2 separate regions of the Homo sapiens genome follow, and region 1 is linked to region 2. The links are chromatin loops, found by intact Hi-C in ENCODE. Cell type or tissue: sigmoid colon. All regions are shown on one strand. Each heading gives the region's core, and the rest is flanking DNA. Links, peaks and the distances in the headings are about the cores only. Region 1 overlaps FZD7 (frizzled class receptor 7). Region 2 overlaps KIAA2012.

Region 1 (2,851 bases), core at 352-2,851, 51 kb after region 2:
CTTTTTTTTTTTTTTTAAAGAACCAAAGAGAGTAAGAGACACAATGTGTGTTTACTAAAGAGCTGGCATTTTAATCGTACCCTTTTTAACTAGTTTACTTTAGCATGAAATGTAAAGAACACAGATTCAGATGTAAGAAATGTCACACAGTGAGGAGAAGTGAAGAACCAAGTTTTATGAATTCGGTTTAATGCCACTGAGGGGGGTAAATCAGAGAAAAATAGAACAGATTTATGAATTGCTTATTTCAGTCCACATTGGTGTGGGTTTGGACCCTTCTAGGATTTCCTGGAGCCCCGTAGGCTGTTATTCACCCTTCACGTATGCATATATAAAAATATACCATCTATAAATAGCCACCTGCCTTTTCAGTGAAATTAAAGATGGGAGAGTTAGAAGAGATTTTCCCAGTATAATTACAGGGCTCAAACCTACAGCTGTTATACTACTAGAGTTCTACCCAGATGATTTCTAATATCATTATTTTATTTTAGGCACATTTTAAAATTCTCTCTCTGTATTTTAATGGTAAGATGTTGTCCAGACTTTTATTTTATTTTTTTCTTGCCAAGATTTCTCACATACCTACTTAAAAAGAATAGGTGTTGCATGGGGTTGTTGTACAGAGTAGTTTTGTTTTATAAACTGCAGAAAATTTTCACAAGTGTTTCTACTCCTTATCTGGGGATTAACACCAAACTCCTGCCAATGTTTTTCTTAAATGCTACACATGCTCTTTCACAAACACTCTCCCTCACATATTTTCTGCAGAGATGTGCCTCCTTAAGAAAAATCCCTGCGCTTCTAAAATTCCTAGGTATGAATTGACTGCATAAGAACACAGCACAATGTGAAGGGAATTAAACTGAACACTTTTATCTTTGCTTACCAAAAAAAAAAAAAAAAAAAAAGCAGGTAGCAATGTATTCATCTGCCGTCTTTGTTCCCTTACTAAAGACCAACACTCTTCAATCTTTGAGAGCCCTGAAAGACAAGGCAGTGCTGATGAAACGAAGGGGACACACTCAGAGGAGCAGCCACTGGGCTTTCCCTGTAGAAGGGTCTAAGTGCCTTCAGCAGTTAATTTGCAAGGAAAAAACCCCGTTGGGAGCCTTCCACCTACTCTAAAAGCAAACATTCTTAACAGGCGGTATTAGTGTGGTGTTAAGAGAGGCATGCTTTAACCTAAAAGGTGTCATTTTATGAACAAAAACTGGGTAAACCTTCAGAGACTTACAATCACTGTTTTCCCTTCCTTGATGCCAAAATCTTCACAGGTTAAGATGACCTCACATACCCATTGTGATGCTCAAAACCCGGGAGGATCTTAAAGAAAAGCTGCTTTGCACGAACTGTATACATGCGGCTTCCTGCTCCTGCGAGAACTGTCACTGGTTTTCATTTCATGCGTTTGAAAAACACACGAGCCATGTGTGTGAGCCTGTTAATTAAAACAAAAACAGAACTGTTTCTGTTGTACTTTAGAACTACAGAAACTTTGAGGCCAAGCGGGGCAAGAGAAACAGCAGCACCCAGTCTGCTCCTGAGTCCCCACGGCTGCCAGGGAATGAAGCCACTGTACTAGAAAAAGCCAGGAAATAGGCACCGGAATTAAAGAAGAGAGGTGAATGGAAAGAAAAAAAATTCTAGTAAGGCTCAGAATTGGATGTATTAAAGTGCCTTTTCCATTCCCGAGGGACTCTTTCATATCAAAGTTTCTGGCTAGTGAAGGCTTCCCTGTCTAATCTGATTCCAAAGTTAGCCTCTTCTCAAGAGGAAAGAATAGCTTCAGTGGCTTCAGAGGCCATCCCAGGGTCAGGCATGGAGTCTATTGCTGCCGGAGCTGCTGAGTCATTGCCACCTTGGGAGCTGCTTGACCTCTGCTTGGTTTACCTAGAAGGTAGAGGGAAGCCTTCAGCTGAGAACACTCCACAAGCAAGGCTTCTAATCTCGAAGTATCCACTGACTTTCCCTAGCACCTGAACCCAAAGCATTTAAGGATTACCAATCTACATAAGTTACATTAGAATACCAAAACACTGATCAGTTTAAAAAAAAAAACAAAAAACCAAACACCCAAAAACTCACTGTATTCTTCACAAGGGAAACACTACCAAAAAAAGCAGCAAATATAAACACTATCTTCTAGTCCCTTTTGAATATGGATTTCATCTCCTAAGGGCAGTAAAAACATAGATCAGACAGCACTTCTCTAAAAGAGATGCTTATTCAATACCTTCAATAGTCATCCAAAGCAGGATGTAAAAAGGCTTAGGGGTATGTAGTGGGGTGGTGTGGAGGAAGGCAGGAAGCAGCAACAACAGGAAAAAAAAAATTAAATGACAGTCAAGGCATTCATTATACTCTATCTTAAAGGCGGGAGCAAAAAAGACCTCAATAATATACACCATTCTCTTTGAGGGACACACCCAATGTTGTCCCTCCATACTATTTTCCCATACTTTCCTTCTTTCTCTTCTTTGGTTTAATATTACAGGAATAGTAAACTAAATAAATGTTCATTTTGTATTTAAAAAAATTTATTTGTGATCTGTACATGTGATAAAGTGGGGTAGACCTTTAAAGCCAACAAAACAAAAATCCAAAGTAAAAATGTATAAATACAATATATATTTTCTTACAAAAATGGGAGATTTACAAAATATACATACTGTACTTATCTCTATTTTACAAATTTCACATGCACTTAAAAGATACAGCACAAAAGATGCCAAAACCTGTGTTGGAGTTTTAAAAATCTGACAGATGAGATAGTTTTGAAGGTTGAAGAAACACAAGATCGATTTTAACTTTAATGTAAAAAGCAGTTCCACTCAAGTGAACATTACAT
Region 2 (2,914 bases), core at 243-2,742:
TCAAGAGGGGCTTTGGCAAGGAATTATGGCAAGGAGCTCAAGAATGCATGTGTGTGTGTATCTTTCCTTAAACCACACATTTTAGCCATAGACTCCAATGGAGGACTCGACCTTTTTTGAGGTCAAGAGGGGCCTTCATTCTGGGGAATGTTGGACCTAGGCTATAGGAGAATGGCCTGCTCTGCCCTCTGCCCCACTCAATGAGAAACACTTCTTTGGTTAAGGGGCTCTTTCTCAAAAGTTTCAAATAAATGGAACTGCCTATAACTGTGGAACTGCCCTGAGAGTAAAACCAATGACTGGAGGAGCCCACAACTTTCATTTTGCTTCAAGTCACCACTTATTGGGGGAGTGAATTGCTTTCTCTTCTTCCTCAGGGTAAACCTATAAAGCAGGAAGAAAGTCAGTCTTTCTCTAGTCCTGGCTGTTTGTTGTTGCTGAAGAAATGGCAAACAGCCGAGTGGGTACTGGCACATTCTCTGCTCACTCTTCTCATCCCAAATAGGCTTGCCAAATAAAATACAGGATGTCCAGTTAAGTTTGAATTTTGGATAAACAATGAATTTTTTTTAGTAGAAGTACATCCCGAAGATTGAAGATTGCAAGCGTAACTGTTTATGCGTGTTGCGGGGGTGGGTATGCATGTGCTAAATCTGGCAACTCTAATCCCCAACCACTTCCCATTTTTGTTTTCAAGCATCTACAGAGTGCATTTAGGGTCTGTTCATCAGAAGGGTGTCCATCGCACTCCTAATGGATTGCGCTGGAGAGCCGCCATTTTTAAGAGGAAGAGTCGTAACATTTCACTTCCGGGAGGACCTGGGATCACCTCAGATGGGGTACTAAGGAATGTTGGGAAGAATGTGGAACTGTGGAGGTGCAGGGTGGATCTGACTTCTGGTCCCAGCTCTGCTTTTGACTGAATGATCTTGGACAAATTACTTTGCCTCTCTGGGCTTCTTCTTCCTTATCTTGTAAAAGATGGGTGTTGAACTGGAGGGTCTCTGAGTGGAGAAGATTGGGAAGAAAGTTCTGGCCTGGATGTGGCATGTGAGGCTGCTGAGGGCAAGGGATGGGAGTGAAGGCAGGACTTCAGGCCGTTCTTCCCTCTGCAAATGCGTCAGAGGACAAAGGACGGGAGCCGTGAAAGGGGCTTGTGGGCTACCAAGCGTGGGGACTTTGCTTTAACACAGAATTGGGCTTGAAATCCTGGTGTTTCAGGTCTTGATGGAAAACACACTGTCACACCAGAATGGGAGGTGGGGCAGTTTGGGGTGTGCCCCCCTCCCATTTCCCCACTGACCTGCGCACCAGAGCCTATACATGGCGTCTGGGGGCCAAGTCCGCAGGAGGCCTCGGAGGTATCTCTTGGCTGAATGCCCTGGCTGGATCTGCCGTTGGGCCTGGCTCTCCAGCTGGCTTCGGAAGTGGAGGTATGGTTGCCAGGCTCTGTCCTGCTCTCCCTGTGGGGACACCAGTCAGGAAACAGCACAGCTGCTGACCCCTGAGCCACCCAGTGATACAGGCTGGTTAGCACAATCTTCATCAGTAACCCAGGAAACTCCCAGAAGGTGCCAGAAGGCACCAAAAACAGATGCCTCGGCTAATAGACATGAACCAAGAGCCCTCAGAGCAAAGCTCTGAAAGGCCCCTGCAGGTTTGCAGTTGGAAGCAGAAGGAGAAATGACATATACCAGATCCCATCTTGAGATAGAGTATTAGGAAAGGGTAAAAACTTCAGAAGAAAACACATTACCTAGTTCAGCCTGTGAAAATCATTTTAGTATCTTCAAAAATGGCTCTGTACTGTAATGGGAAAGCCAGCTCACAAATCTGCATTGGCATTCAATGTTTGTAATGTGAATAATGGGACAGACAAATCATGTCCATGTTCATGGGGAGCCTGGCATTTTGAAAATATCTGGCTCTGATGCATTTCATTTAAGCTGGGGAGAATTTTCTGGGAACCTATCTGCCAAAGTCAGTGCCACTGTGCAAGACATCATAGGGAATAAATATGAATAATAACATCTTACAATTGACTAGGAATTTACATTATACAAAGAACTTTCACCTCATCTGTAATCCTATAAGGTGGACTGAGTTACTACAACCACTTAAGTGATGTAGAAACTCTCAGAGGATGATTGCTTAGGCAAAAGAATAGCAAATGTGTGATATTTGTGTTGACATCTCTCACCCTTCCCAGTGTCCATGGCAGACATCCCTAATCAATCACAGGATTCTTGACTGCTGAACTGAAGGTGATCTCAGAATCCATTTTCTCCTTAAGAACATTTTTGAAACTGAGGCATAAATTATATAACATGCACAGAATATTTAGATGTTCATTTGATAAATATTGACAATTGTATATACCTTTGTAACCACCACAGAAAACAAAATCCAGAACATTTTCATCCACCCAGGAAGTCCCTCATGCCGCTTTTTAGTCAGTATCCTCCTACCCACCAGGTAATTGCTATTCTGATTTCTAACACCGTGGACTGTTTTGTTCTATTCTTGAACTTCATATGAATGGAAACATACAGCATATATTCTTGGATGCTCCATGAAAGTGATCCACACAGTGTTCCAGTGAGAACTGGCATGAGAAATGAAACCCACTTAGTCCCCTTTGGCTAAGGAAGTCTCCCAAGGCAACAATATAGCCTGGAAGGATAGAGAGCAACTGTGTGGAGCCAGTTAGAAGTGGAGCTGGGCTTGAATCTAGGGCTTCAAAATTCACATCAGTGCAAAGCTTCTTGTTCTTCAGTAACTGACCATCTCATCAAAGGACCAGATCAGGAGTTAGCACCATGAACCAGCTTGATGTCAAAACAATAAATAAAGATGTTTCGAAGCAGGTGCCTCAGTGAGTTTCCCAGACTGTAAGAACTATATTCTAGAGCGA

The links. A loop is a pair of places that touch in the nucleus more often than their neighbours do. Peaks named below come from ENCODE experiments on the same cell type or tissue, not always from the same donor. Only the 100,000 strongest peaks of a DNase experiment are listed, where the experiment ranks them.
Region 1: a loop joins it to region 2, with 2.1 times the contacts of the local background. A loop is called at or near these places in 2 of 110 quality-filtered maps.

Annotation. Positions count from the first base shown.
Region 1 is chr2:202,038,113-202,040,963 of GRCh38, reverse strand. FZD7 (frizzled class receptor 7) reads right to left here. Exons shown (of 1, transcript NM_003507.2): 1 at 2,523-2,851. LOC124906114 (a long non-coding RNA gene) reads left to right here. Exons shown (of 2, transcript XR_007088053.1): 2 at 1,278-1,470. Among named protein-coding and RNA genes, the nearest start is that of FZD7, 5.7 kb to the right of the region's middle. RefSeq lists enhancers at 831-1,486, 1,160-2,359. In sigmoid colon, for the core only: no CTCF peak of the experiment used is centred there; DNase peaks (open chromatin) are centred at 1,536 and 1,843; H3K4me3 peaks cover 2,021 bases.
Region 2 is chr2:202,089,319-202,092,232 of GRCh38, reverse strand. KIAA2012 reads right to left here. Exons shown (of 24, transcript NM_001277372.4): 3 at 1,304-1,463. The region is part of intron 3 of KIAA2012-AS1 (KIAA2012 antisense RNA 1); the gene reads left to right. Among named protein-coding and RNA genes, the nearest start is that of KIAA2012, 18 kb to the right of the region's middle. In sigmoid colon, for the core only: no CTCF peak of the experiment used is centred there; DNase peaks (open chromatin) are centred at 462 and 1,392.